Regions from separate parts of the Mus musculus genome. Here region 2 is linked to region 1. Evidence: chromatin contacts called from ENCODE Hi-C or POLR2A ChIA-PET data. All regions are on one chromosome and are shown on one strand. Each heading gives the region's core, a stretch centred on a gene start or an enhancer-like site at or near the end of the contact. The rest is flanking DNA. Distances are from core to core; before and after follow the strand shown.

Evidence for each region. A loop is a pair of places that touch in the nucleus more often than their neighbours do. ChIA-PET counts read pairs that join two places held with the same protein, here RNA polymerase II (POLR2A).
Region 2: a map of Patski shows a loop between it and region 1 (2.1-fold over the local background). The contact joins the promoter of Septin11 here to the promoter of Ccdc158 in region 1. A Hi-C loop is called at or near these places in 1 of 37 maps with a recorded cell type or tissue (Patski). POLR2A ChIA-PET finds 5 or more read pairs at or near these places in 1 of 5 experiments (Patski).

What each region holds. Positions count from the first base shown.
Region 1 is chr5:92,672,008-92,679,476 of GRCm38, forward strand. Ccdc158 (coiled-coil domain containing 158) reads right to left here and starts at 3,120. Exons shown (of 25, transcript NM_001360018.1): 1 at 3,051-3,120; 2 at 666-709.
Region 2 is chr5:93,090,719-93,098,187 of GRCm38, forward strand. It overlaps Septin11 (septin 11), which reads left to right and starts at 2,698. Exons shown (of 10, transcript NM_001009818.2): 1 at 2,698-2,879. The coding sequence starts at 2,853.

The DNA.
Region 1 (7,469 bases), core at 1,870-4,369:
CTATACAGGATCTGCCTCAAAATATGTGCATACAGCACTACCTAGTAGGTTAGTAATAACATGAATTAGAATGAATGTTTATAATTTGGGCTGTGTACAGCAACTTACTGCTCCATAATAAATGATTGTATCTTTCTATTTATTCAAAAAGAAGATACAACATTTATATAAATCCACGAACACACAAAAAAGTAGAATTGACCTGGTTTAACTAAATATAAACACAGGGCTACTGTAATATAATACAGAAGTTGGCTGTTTAGGTCAAATGTCATCAGTACATCCCAGACGGCAGAAAGCTAACGCTGCAGAGCACATAACCCAGATCGAGAAAGCTTCATACTGTTGAATACGATTAGAGCACAGGTACAACTTCTAGCTCTGAGCTTCAGTTTCCATCTACACCCAATGAGATGACCTCTGAGCTTTTCAAACCTTTTCTAACCAGCCAAAGCTAGGAACTGTTCTGGCCCTAGCTACCAAAACCTCTCTCGGGTCCATGAGATTCATCCGTGAAAACAGAGCCCCACGAAACCCAGTCTGAAAGCCACAGATACAGAGCTCTTGTTGCTTTTATAGTTAGATATTCCAGGTTAGCTACTCATCAAGTTCAATGATTCACATTTTCAAAACTATTAACCGATAATTAGTAAAATAAGAGATACCTTAATTTCTGGATATTCTTATTTTCAGTTTCTTCTATTAACACCTGAAAAATGAAATTTGCTTATTAATCTACTTCACTGACTAAAATTTACTGCTCCCCAAAAGTTGAATTTATAAATTTTTAACATTTAAGGTTTGGAAATACTTGTATATAACAAGTTTATTTCTTTATTATTTGTGTGTGTTTGTGACAGCAGAGACATGTGTGTACCATGGCCTGTGTGTTGAAGTCAGAGGACAACTTTTTGGATGGAGTCAGTTCTCTCCTTTCATGTGAGTAGTGGGCTTTCTGCCACCCAAGTCCCAAGTGTACACATCATGGGCTTCTCTGCAGTGTTCAAGCTGAGGACTTGCTGCAATGACAATGGCTACTGGATGCCTTTGCCTGGGCAAAGCATTTGACCAGTACATCTCTAAAATTTCCAACATCCCATGATTTCCTACAGAAAATTCACAAAAGACACTTTTTATGGCTAACTCTAGTTACAGGCAAATGCAAAGGAGGATGGATCTGTTTAAGTTGTCCTGGATAAATTTTAATGCATTTCATTGTACTTATCATCTCTACATATGTCCTAGATTTAGCCACATTAGTCTCTGCCTTTGTAGTCTTATCTTCTTCCCCACCTCCTTCTGCTTCTCTATGATCCGAGAGTTTACATTGAGGACAAACATAATTTAAGATGATCCCTCCCTTCCAAGATGTTGGCATTGAGGCTAGAGATGATTCCATAGTTAAGAGCACGCATTGCTCTTGCAGAGGATCTGGGTTTGGTTCCCAGCACCCACATGATAGTATATATACCACCATCAGTAACTACAGTTCCAGGAAATCTGATGCCCTTTTCTGACCTCTGTGAGCAACAAACACTAACATGGCATACATACATACATACATGCAGGCAAAACACTCATACACAAAAATAAATCCAAAATTTAAAAACAAATTCTTGATTTAAGTCACATATGCAAAACCTTTCTCAAAGACACTTCCAGGCTCCAGAGATTAAGAGCTAACTTTTTAGGTGGCCAGTATTTGGCTTGTAAGGCCATACAGTTAACCCCATGCCCTCTGGGGATAGGTGGTTTCGAAAAAGGCCCTTTTAAATGGATGCTATAGGTTTGTTTGTTTTTGTATTTTAAGTCAGGGTCTCTCTACATAGCCCTGGCTGGCCTGGAGCTCTCTATGGAGACCTCACAGAGATCTGCCTGCCTCTGCCTCCTGAGTGCTAGAATTCAAGGTGTGCACCACCACACCAGCTTTAGATTCTAGAGTTTTAAAGTGGATCACTCTAATACAGAAGAACAGAGTCACCCCCGAAACTAAAACAGCAAGCAAAGGCCTTGTAGATACATCAAATAAATCTTTAACAACTACATTTAGAGGGTAAACAGCCTCTAAATGTAGTTCACACTCAACTAAAATGAATAGATAACTGTATTAAAATTTAAAATATGGGACTGGAATGATGGCTAGGCCTTAGAGCACTTGCTGCCAGTGTCCAGGTCCCAGCACCTGCATGGCTGCTCAAAACCTTCTGTAAGTCCAGTTCCAGGGAATCCCACAACCCCTTCTAGCCACCACAGGCATCAGGCACCCACATGGTGCCCTTACACACAGGCAGGCAAAATACTAAATTAACATAAAATAAAAATACATCTTTAAAAAAATGAAAAACGTGGCACAGAGGTTGGCATTTCAGATCTCTGCCTCAACTTTCCCACTCCCATAGACCATAGGTATACACACATTAGCAGCCCTGTCTAACTCACCCTCTGGGAAGATTCAACACTCTGGACCTTTTTTTCTTATGTAGTTATCAGCCAAAACACACCGAGGAACAGCCCACACCACTTACTTGTTTTCTGCATTCCCGTGACCTTAAAGCCAACCTGACATTTAACAGGAGCAATGCCTAGGACCGCTCAATTGGGGACTTCTGCAAGTGTTGTGGGAAAGGAGGCTGTTGCTGAGGTGGAAAGTCTAGGACCTGAAGTGGATTATCAAGAGGCTACAGTCACACAGTCTCATGTGGGACGAAATACTGGTGACAGCCCGAGACTCCACTGTCTGTCCCCACAGTTTCCCATCTCTTCCAGAGATTCCCAGGAGCCAGGCCGGAACAAAAGTGAGCAGGGAGCAGTCCTGTTGGACTCAAAGAATTCTGCAAGTGACTCTGCAGTCACGAAGACCCAGGTTTCCCGCCACTGCCCCTGGAGAACAGGGACAGTGTACAAAGTGGAAAACAGCTGTACAAAGTGATTGGGCTGCTTCCACGTGTGACCATAAGGCCATGGAAAGTTCCAGAAGGAACAGGAGTCGATCCAGGTCCTCAAGGAGAACGACCCTTCCCTGTACCCCGAGGCGCACTCCGTCCGCATACCTGCTAACAACACCTAGCCCTAAGAGACCGGCCGCATGTCCGCGGGGGCCGCGGCCGCACCTGCGAGACCCTGTCGGCTCTCACTGCACCCGAGACCGCGACCCCGCGCAGCTACCTTACCACGGCACCCGACCGGCCACCTCGAGGCCTCGAGCTCCCTGCTTCTGCGGAGCGCAAGCCCGGTCTGACGGTTGGCGGCGAGGAACTTAGGGAGAAAGGGGGCGGGGTGTGAGGGAAGGGCGGGGCGTAAGGAGGGCGGGGCGTGAGAGAAGCCGGAAGGCTGAGGTACGAGAAAAGGCGGGGCGTGAGGAGGAGGGCTGGACCGGAGAGGGGAGAGGGGAGAGGGGAGGCTGAGGCAGAAGAAGAGGGGCGGGGCCTGAGAGAGCGCTGCCCGTGAGGGGGCGGGGCAGGCAGCCTGTAAGACCACGCCCCCGGACTGCTACGTGCTCCCCGCTCCCCTACCCCGTCGCCAAGGCAACCAGGGAGGCCCAACAAGCCACATTTCTTCGCTTACTACTGCCCTGCAACCCGGCTCCTTATCTAGCCTCACTCTCCTGTCGTCCTCACAAAGACCCCACAAAGATCCTCCCAGCTACCAAATGGCACAGATCCTCTCTGTTACCAGCGCTCAGAGAGAGGGGCAGGCTGACATCCTTATTCACATGTGCAGTCTACTCCCCCTAACCCACCCCACCCCTGCCTGTTCAAGCTAACAGAATAACTTGCATTTTGCAGCTCGCCTGTGCTTAGCCTGTGCTTTTAAGTTGCACTTCCGTCCGGACTGTTTTTTCAGGTTCAGAGTTCTTCGGATAACTGACCTTTCTGCCTTCGGAGAGCTGTTTCCTCTTCTGTGCTTCGGTTACTCTGTCGTTATAACGACTATACACTCAGACTCCAGCGTGCTGTTCAAATTAGCATCCCAAAGAAAGAGTTCCAAAGAGGCGGAAGATGAGAGATACAACCTGTAGCGTTTGTTATTGTTTTGAAGACAGAGACTCCCTACGTAGCCTAGGGTGGCCACAAACTTGGAATCCTTCTGCCTCTTAGACTATGCTCTTACAGAAGTGTATAGATCAACTTTTGCTTTGTGATGTTGGATTCTGTTAACTATCAAGGTTAAGTAGTACAACACATATACAGTGTATAAATTGACTATAAATATCAAACACTTTTATGTAATGCAGTTACAAATTGTAACCTTTTATGAAGTACCATTGAAGACTTTTGTCATACCGCTTACTGCCTTGGAAACAACTAGGACTATAGCGTCAAGTACATAAACAGGAAATTATAATCACTAAGCAGGACGATAAATGGCTAGCCTCTGTGACTAGACTGAAAACAAGTTCCAATTAGTTTCCTTTAAACCTTTTCATTTCTATCAAAACATAAGTGTGTTCTTTTGGCATAAAACATTTTAATTACCTAACACGTGACTCTTATTGCTGTCTCATTTTGTGTGTGTTTGTACCCTGAATAAAGTTTTTTCTTCTCTTGATCGGGCTATGTGACTTAGGAAGCCTCAGCCTAAATGTGGGTCCTAGCCCAGTTAGGAGGGGTGGAAGGGAAACCTTCCAAAGGTGAGTTTGTGGTTGTCCCTACCATCCTTTGTTACCATCAGAACCCAGTTTCTTTAGCCTTCCCATGTGGACTGAAGACCAGGGGCTCCCCACACCTCCTGTACCAGCCTAGGATTGCTAAGGCACCCAGCCTTATACACTAACTAGGTCCTGGGTTTTCAGCCTCTTCAGAGGGATACAGACCTTACTGTGAAAGGTGAAGTAGTAAAGCCTAAATATGCATTCACTCTGTTCCTCTAGAGAGCATTAACTATAGTAGGGGTGCAAGTGGAGCTCAGAGGTCAGTGTGGGGTATCTTCCTCGGAGAGAGCTTTCCCTCTGCCTTTTTACATAGGTTCTGGGACCAAACACAGGGAGTCAAGCTTGCTAGGTGAGTCCCTTTCCCAGCTGAGCCATACTGCGGGTTCCACCTTAGTTCCTGAGATAGGGTCTCTTACTGAGCCTGGAGCTCACAGTTGGCTAGACTGACCCACCAGCAAGACCCAGAGAGCCTCCTGTCTCTGTCTCCCCAAGCTTTTGAATATGTGGGTGCTGAGGACCCAAACTCCAGTCTTCATACTTGCAGGGCAAGAACTGTATAAAAACAACACCTCCTTGCCTTATAGAACAAAGAGCTTAAAGAGGAAGGAAGGGGTCCAGGATTCCTTAAGCAGCCATTCATTATTGCACAGACGTTGATAGGCACCAGGCTTAAGTGATGAGTGATGAATAATATATCATCTTGGTTTTTTGTTTCTTTGTTTTAAAATTTTTAAATGTGTTGTGTGTGGGTGTCATATATATATATATATAGTGTGTGTGTGTGTATGTCTTTGCACCAAGGAGGTGTTGTATTCCCTGGGACTGGAGTCACAGGCAGTTGTGATTCCAATCACATTTCATTACAAGAACAGCCAGTGCTCTTAAACCACTGAGTCATCTCTCCAGCCATGCTACTGAGCATTTTTCCCCTGTTGTTCTAGGAATCATACTCCAATCATAAATGCTATGCAAATGCTGCAAAATACACACCTACATATGGTATGTATGTGTATATATATGTATATATATGGTTGTTTTATATACATTTTAATGTAACACAGTTGCTTAGAACAGTATTTTAAATATGTATGCCACATATCCCATATATATCCCATACATATACATATATGTATATCATATATATATCACAACTCCAACAACACTATCATTTAAACGTATGTTAAAATATACATACAATGATTATTTAAACCTTTTGAAAATTACATTTATTTGTTTGTTTATTTGTGTAGAGCACATGTTGTGGTCAGAGGGCACCTTGCAGGCCTTGGCTCCTGCCTTCCACCATATGTGTCCCAGATATTAAAGCCAGTCGGTCAGATTTGGCTACAAGTACATTTACCCATTATGCTGTCTCACTGGCCCAGGGGCCCATTTTTGGCATTTTTATTATAAGTGGCATTAGCTCACACACTCTTTTGCTGGTTTTTTGTTTGTTTGTTTATTGTATTTGGTTTTTGTTTTGTTATAACCAGTCCTCTCTGAAACTTCGTTCTTCCCCAGCTGGAACTTGGTGCTTATTATATTCTAGTTTCTCCAACCCCAGCAATCATTGTTCTAGTTTCTGTGTCTATGGTCTTATCTGCTGTAGGCACTGCTCATATGTATAAGCAAATAGAGCTTTTTAAAAAAGGTTTATGTTATTTGTACGAGAGTTTTTCTTGCATGAACATATATGTACAACATTCGTGCCTGGTGCCCTTGGGGCCAGAAAATGGAGTTGTATCCCCTCAAACTAGATTACAGGTGGTTGTGAGCCACCATATAGGTGCTGGTAACTAAGCTTGGAAAGTGTGGAAAAGCAGTAAGTACTCTTACCTGGTGAGCCATCTCTCTGGCCCCCAGTGTCTGCTTGTATGTGTCCGGCTTACTTAGTATGTTTTGAAGGTTTATTTCTACAAATGTATTCCACTCCCTTTGCTTTGTTTTGTTCTGAGACACAGTCTTGTGTGGCCCAGGCTGACCTCAAACTCACTACATAGTCAAGGATGACCTTGAATCCTGATCTTCCTGCCTCCACCTTCCAAATGCTAGGGTTACATGGTGTGTACCACCATGCCCAGAGAATTTCATTCTGTTTATATATATATATATATATCACATGGTGTTATTTGCTCATGTGTTCCTGGAATTCTCGAAGTCCTTGTACAGTAAGTTTATGTTGCTAGTTTTCTTGCTTGCTTTTTGAGTCAAGGGTATCCCTACATAGCCCAGACTGGCCTGGAATGTCACATGTAGCCCAGCTGCCCTTGAATTGACAATACTCCTGTTTCTGTGGCTGAGCACTGGGGTGGCAGGTGTGCATCATGAGGCTCTGCTGACCTTTTAAGATCTAACATCATGGAGACAAAATTCCCTTTGAATAAACTGCCGCCACCTGCCTTATACCATCCATGAGTCGTGCCCGATGTACGCTGATAAAACCGCCATGGCAATTACAATCACCGTGGACCCCTTCGGAAAGATTTTGATTATCTGTGCTGTGATTATTGTGACACGGGCCTTATTGTAGCTTGAGGGGCAGGTGCTGTACATTGTCTGTTCCTTGTGTTCTCCTTGATTCTTGCTGAACCCCAGTTATGGGGAAGTATCCATCATAATGTTCTATGGTTCTGTACTTCAGGGAAAGTTCCAGCATGGAGATACTATTGGAATAAACTAACTTTCGTGCCTTCATGCTTTTCCCAAGAACCTGCTTTCGGGGGCAGTGTGTAAACCACTTCTGGCCTTTGCAGGCCAGGAGCTGCCGGCTACCTAAGGCTGTCTTAGGAAGACCCATGAAGAGGTGACTCTTTTTGTG
Region 2 (7,469 bases), core at 1,448-3,947, 420 kb after region 1:
AAGGTGCAAGATTCACTTGGAAAATCTCTCCAAATAATCAGGGGTCCCACTAAGAAGGGGCACTGATCTTACACGAGGAACAATGTTAAACATTCATCATATATCTTTTCTGAAATGAAAAATTGAAATCACTTCTAGGCTTACTAACCCCTTGGGCTTGTCACTGCCCTTAGGATCAAGTACTAAATTCTGTCTATGGAAATAATTGATTATCCATAGCCTTAGTCCCAAGTTCCATCTCCACTCAACATTTATAGAATATGTAAACATGTATTGATCATTCAACTTTATTGAATATTGCAAATGTTGCTCAAATTCCTCCCTAGGGGAGGCATTAGCAGCATCTACCCTTCCTCCTAAGGTCCACAGACAAACCGAGGCACCACGCAACCGAAGTTCACTCTGGAAAGCAGTGAGTTCATTGGACTTCCTTGGATCACAGGTGAGGGGTTACTTAGTGAAGGGTAAGTGCTCTTTTCTTAGAGGCCACACTGAAAACTAACATGACCCAGCAGGGATGAAGGCTTTCCACTAGTCACACAGATGGATCCCCACTCTCCTAGCTTCTCAGCCTATATACACTCTAGCCTTTCCTGGAGGCCACATGCAAGGAAGGCAGATGCACATAGAAAGCGTGGTAGTAAGTGACTGGATACCCAGTGTGGGGCTCCTGAGCCTCACTCCCCTCTCTGAGTGAGATAAACAGTCAGTAGCCACAGCTGGGATGTTCATTTGCACCAAGATGACAGTTGTTTGGCTTGGAGGACAGTCCTGTTCAACATGTACGGTGTGTGCTAGAAGCCAAAAGGCAAGAACTCTTGAGTTCATAGTCTATTGAGAGATGAATATTACTATGACAACCTCTTAACGGCCTGGTTCATCTGCAACAATGGCTGGGGTGAAAGTAAGTCACAGTTCCTGCCTGTTGTCATCTGAGGTTATATATAGCACCGGGCCTCTCCTTTTAATCTTAAAAGGTTTAAGTTTGAATAAGAAATTATTCGCACCCCCACCCCCCACCCCCAACCGAAGAACAAGAAAGCACTGCATTAGAGTCACAGAGGAAAGGTAATTCTTGTTTTTGAGAGCTCTTGCGGAGCACTCGAGTGACATCTTACAAACTCGACACTGTGTAACGGTGTAAATGAGGTCCCTATTCTCAAAAGACATCTTCTCTATAGAACAGGGAGTAATCAGAACAAGTTAGTGCTGTTCAGGTCTGAGTGAGCCAGAATCTGGCTTTACATCAGAGCCTTCCTCTTTCAACACACTCTTCCCTAGGTTCCACCGCCAAGGGTGGAATTCACTCTAGGCAGCTTCTAGCTCCTCACTCACCTACCAGAGCAGCCCAGCATCAGATCAGCTACTGGTGAACCAGTGCTAGTCACTTACCCTCAGCCAAAGACTGGACAGAGAGCATCTGAATCCCGTAGCCAAAAGTGGGTTCCCAGAAACTTGGATGTTTGAAGTCTCAGGTATGACTCTCAGATGCCCGCCCTAGTTCTCCCCCCACGCCCCTGCCCCGTGGGCGCGTTCATGTGGGCTAAATACAGCCCTTCCCTTGCCTCTTCCCCTGCGCTTCAAGTCACCTACTTTCCTCAACTCACGTGAGTAGCTATCCTCACGTGATCGTGGGTCTACCATGCGTGGACACCCACAGCGCATTACACTTCTCCCTGTTAAGCCTATGTCAGATGTATGTACAAGGACCCCGCCATTTCGCCTGCCACTCAGACACTGTAATTATTCCAACATCTGCTGGGGGTGGGGGTGGGGGGAAGTCCTTCTTAGTGGTGGAGGAGCCCTCCCAGTTCCCTGTGCTGTGAGTCGCACCCACTTGTCACCCGCTTCTCGCCTTCGCTGTGCACCACACCCCGCAGCCAGGATTGAGCTTGCACGCCTCCGGGCCCTGGGTCATCCGGTCTGTCTCCGGGATCCAATATCACGTCCACTGACCTCTTCGCACCAGTAACCTCTCCAGTGTGACACGGTGGGAAAAGCTCTGGAGCAAGCTCACAAACGGCTTAATTTTTCCAGCGAGCACTCAAGTTTTTTTAATTAATTAATTAATTTCCCTGTCCCCAGCAGCGGTGGTTGGGTCGTTCACGACTAGGTCCTCTTTTTCTGGAAAAGCGGTCCCCAGCCCGGCCGCACACCACAGCGACGGCTTCCAGCAGCTGGTTTAGTCTCCTTTCTGATGGAAGGCCCAGCAGACCGGCAATTCTTTCCTCGTGGGGCGCGCTCGGCCCTAGTAAGTTACCCACCGCACCTTCTAAGAGGGCTCCTCCGGGTGGGGCGTGTCACCAGGTCAATTTTCCAGAGGTACAACCTCTGCACCCTGCGGTCCCCTAGCCTCCCTGCCCCACCCCATAGCAGCCCCAGGTGCCGGCTCCGCGCAGCGCGTGGCAGCTCGGGGTTGGGACCTCCGCGCCTAGGCTTTTACGCGGACCCCAGCACGTGTTGCAACAGGGGGAGTGTCGGGCAGTGTCCCGGCACAGGACGCTTTAATGGGACGGAAGAAAGCCACAGGAAGGAAGGTGGCTGACTTCAAAGCGTATCATCTTATCAGCTGACCAGGATCACGGTTCACCTGCTGCGTTCGTCTGCTCGGCTGGGGCTGGGGATCTCTCTGCACCCCCGTCCCGGGGCAGCTAATGGTCGAGTCCAGGCGGGAGGCCATGTTGCTGGAATAAAGCGGGCGGGGCGGCGCGGGCGAGCAGATGCGGCTGGAGGCGCGCGGGAGCCGGGCGCGAGCAGGGCGCAGCCGCGAGGGAGGCGCGGGGGAGGCCAGCGGGAGCCGGAGCACCAGCAGCAGCCAGTGTCGGTAAAGAGCAGCCAGAGCCACAGTCGCGATGGCCGTGGCGGTGGGGAGACCGAGTGTGAGTACTGGGGCCTCACTTCTCTAGCGTGCTGATCCCGGGGCGCCGGGTGGTCTCCGCTTCGGGGCGCGTGCGGGTGGAGACTTGCGGGGATCAGGAGGGGGGCTCTGGGTGGTGGCTGTTGGGGGCTGTGGGTGTGTGCATGAATTTGGGCGCGCGTCTGGGGCGGAGGGGAGCTTGGGGAGCCCGCAGGCTCAGAGCCTACCTGATGCAACATTAGATCGCTTTGGCGCGCCCCTGTTTCGGGGATGTGGGAAGAAAAGGACCCTTCTGTGAGGCGCCCTTAGAAGAGATTGCTTGAGCTGCTGCTTTCCCCAGCTACCTCTCTCTCACGGCGCACAAGGCTTAGCTGGTGACAGAGGAGGAAGGCGCTGACTGAGGAGGGTTTCCTCGCGGTTCTCTCGCGCCCTGGGGGCGATCCGGGCATGAGAATTGGGTGCTGAAGCGCTGTGTCACACGGCCGTAGAAGCGGGTCAAAGGGGTGGGATTTCCGTGGTGGTTTACTCCCCCCCCCCCCGGGTGCATTGTGAAATTCCGGACACCCTCAGGCGCCCACCCGGGTGACCCGGGCCCTGCCCAGGATGTGGACAAAGCCCTAGGCACACACACACACACACACACACAAAGTTTTCAAAGGGCTCCCTTTCGGGGTGGGTGGAAGTCCTGAAATACTCTGCGGCTGGCAGGCCGGGGGCGGCAGTAGTGAATACGGGGCTCCGGGAAGAGGAAGGGAGGGTGCGTGCCTGGAGAAGTGTCCCAGCACCCGAAGTCAGAGAGGGGATGCTCTGGGCTGGGGTACGCGCCACGGGCTGTGCCTCTGGGAGTGTAGGCTCTGGGTTTCCAACTCCGGCAGCCAGCTAGAGCGAGTAGGACTTTGAGGATGTAGTTTAGGGTCTGCTCTCTAGCCTAGGGTGAAAAGGAGGGAAGGGGCGGTGGCGGCAGTGGCCGCCTTTCCTTTTTATTGAAAGGAGCCAAGCCCAGTGGGAAAGGCGGAGTCCTCTTCTCTCGGGTTTTCTTTGTCAACGTTCATTGCCCACTTTTGCCTGGTCTGCCCTGGGGGCGACTCCGGGGGAGTCCTTCCCTGGCTAGTACCCCATCTTTTTTTTTTAAATTTTCCCTTTCGAACTTTGCAGCTAGCTTCAGGTGGTGGCCTGACATTTTGCAGATACAGAGAAAAGTCTTAGATGTTGAAAGCTGCCAAACCCCAGATGCTGAGTCTCTTGGCTCTCCCCACTTACATCTCTACACACACACACACACACCCTTCTGCACCCCCTGAGGAGTCTTAGCCCAGCAGGAAGTTCATGGGGTCACTGCAACATTACCTCAATTTGATGGTTTTGCTGCAGTTTGAGGTTCTTTGAAAGACTTTTCCCCCCCACAATCAGAAAATGTTCCCTGGTCATCATTAAGTGTTTGTGTGGGTCTTTTTAGACCTTTCAAACTCTGTTAAATGACACATTCTTAAGAATTTTGGCTTCCTCTTCAAAACACAAATTATGCCCTTGTTGATTGGTGCGAGGCTGTCCTTACTGAGGGGATTTGCTTAGTCTCTGGGCTGACCTCTTTATTACTATGGTAAGGAAATCAAGGTTAACTCTTGGCCTTATTTTTCAGGGCACAGATTCAAAGAACTAAAATAACAATGTATGTTTTAGAAGCCTCTGCAAGTGTCTGGGAACCCACTTATCCTGTGTAGGGGGTGGTCCCCCCCCCCCCCCCCCAGTAACACCTATCGCCAGTGCATTCTTGAGGGCTGGGGGAGGTGGTCGGAATAATTTGCTGCACATTTCCAATAAATTAGTAAGTTCATCTATGTCAATTAAATAGGAACAATATGTGAGTTTGAGATTTAGCTGTGTGGCTGTAATTATATCCAACTCCGTGTCTGCCCGCCATATGTGAGCTTACAACCACAGAGTCCTTCCTTGTGCAGGACCTTTCGTTCAGATAGTAGGGGAGGGGAGGTTCTGAAGGCATGTGGATACAGAGAAGATCCCTTCTTTATGCAAATTCTCTGTCGTCACTGCAATTAAGATGGAATTACTTAAAACCTGAACATAAGACACTGGTTCCCCAGTCGTAGGAGTGGTCAGGAATGGACTCTGAAGTCGGATAAGACTTTGGGGAGACTGCAGAGCGTGGTCAGACTGTTTCAGTTTGTTCTCTGGAATATGGAATTGGTGTGCTCAGAACAACTCCCGTGAATGCAGAAGAGTCCCCAAGCCCAGCTCCTAGATGGCTGTGCTGCCTCTGTAATGTTGACATTTTTCTACCTCTCCAATCCTTCTATCTGCTCTGTGGTTTGGACAAAAGACCGAAAGGGGATGGGGAAAAAGAAAGAGGTACTATGAAGTGGACTTATTCATGAATGGAGTTCCCTTTAGTTCTTTAGAAGTCATATAAAAAAAAAAAAAAAAGAAAAAGAAAAAAAGAAAAAACCAAAAAAACCAAAAAACAGAGTTGTTGAGGAAGACATAAATCTTTCTTCTGTCTGTACAAACCACTGCTCCCATCCAGAGAAAAAGAATGTAATCCGAGGAAGGTGCTCTCAGTTTTAGACATTGTAGGGTGACATTTGCTGTGAGTAAAAAGTCAGATTTAACAAACAGAGGTACTTGTATATAAATGTCTGGGTTTTTGTGGTGGTTTTATACCATGTTGTGAATTGAATCCAGGGCTTGTGTTTCTTGCTCAGCCTACCACTGAGCTACACCCAGTTCATCAGATGCTGTGTTTTCTGTATCATGAAATGTATATAATCAGTTACAAATGCTTACCTTTCATGACTAGATTCATACCTCTCTTCAGTAGAGAGATACATTGTTAGTGACCAGGCAAAAGGTGTAGGTTTAATGTGGTACTGTTTGTTCCATATTTAATCTGCATCCCTAGCTTGTCCCATGTCCCCACTGGCCTTGGGCCTTGTCCCCGAGAAGGCCCCAGAGCATAGGTGCTGTTTCCAGAGTGTACCTAGTTTAGCAAGAGTGCTCCTCTCTGATTGATATGTCTCCATTTTGGATGGGTTAGTATTTCTGTATCCATATCCTGACACAGCTGTTGATTTCGAACAATGTGTGGTAATTACTCTACTTGGGAATCAGGCTTTAGGTAGATGAACAGTCTCTCTTAGAGCACGGCATTTATGGTACAGAGTCTAGGAACCGAAGAGAACTTTAGGAATGTTACAGTGTTGTCACTCCCTCCATGCAGAAGCATCTTACTATTTTTTTCCTGACAAAGGGCCTGTTTCAACTTTCCTAGTGGTGTAAATGGCCTGTGATGTCCTTCAAGGAATTGGTTTCATTGCCCTTTCATCCACTGTACTAAAAGAAATGGAAAAGCAAGTTACTTGCCTGTCCACTTGGTACCACAATTGGTTGTTTGCCCACTTAGTAGTAGTGCTGAGGACCTGCTTTGTGTCAGTTTCAGTCCTCGGGTTAGGGATCTGCTGTGGACAGTAAGCTCCCTTCTGACCTGCAGCAGTGGTTTATTTACATATGTATTCTTAAAAAAAAGATTCAAAATCCTCCTGTATTTATGGTGACAGACTTCTATGGAATTTTTAAACAAGGGAGACAGAAAGCCTGTTGGTGACAATGGTTGGGGCTCAGGTAGCCTTTTTTTCTGAGTCACTTCAGACAGTTTTTACTAAAGATACACTCCTGGAGAGATGGGGTTTGTGTGCGAGGAATTAGTGACATCAGATCCTGTTTTCTTTTGTTCTAAGTTGAATCATTTCTGGGATTTGAAAATGTGACAGCAGACGGAGGGATCTGGATTGGTGAGTCTGGTGAAAGGTTAACACAGCTGGAAAAGTTCCGGGCTGAGCCATCAAAACAGTGCCTGGGCTCTGTGGCTGGGATGTAGTCTAACAGAAACCAAATATCTCCTTAGCGAGTGCTGTGACCTCTGTGCCGAGAAGCAAAGGGTCAGGATTAAGAACCAGGAGACCAGTTTAAAGTACAGTAGTAACACTCCCTTTAAAACTGTCTGAGAACCAAATAATTTCCTTAAAAAAGATCTTACATGACCTGTACCAGTGTGTCTGTACTGTTGTGGGAGTCAGACTCAAGAAATTCGTTAGGGAGCGGAACACACCATACGAACCACTGTCAGGTGACAGGTGCCGGTGGTCACTATTTCCGTTAGCCTCTAGAGGCTTACTTCAGCAAGCATAACCCTTCTTGCTTAAACTGCTAATTAGAAACTAAGCTGTGCCTGGCTGGCCCCACCTGGCCAAGGGGACACTTTAACTCTGGACGCCTAGCGTTGGGGTGGCGGGCTGTCTCTGTTGGGATGGTTGGACTCTCCTTTGCCAGTTTGGAGGGCCGGCTTTGATTGATTGCCAAAGCACTGAGGGGTTCTACCCATGAAAGATGGCACTCTGGAGGGAGCTTCAGTTTTTTCTCTTTATGGGATCTTAATTTGGATGAGGTGGAGGAGGCTGGTTTGCGGTTTTAACCTTTTACTGCGACTTGTCTTTTGTGGCCTTGGCTACCCCTTGTCGACGTTGGGGTCAGCAAAGCTGAGCCAGTATTTAAGACTCAGCGAATCTGAAGCTTCTATCCTTTTTCCCAAGGAGAGCTT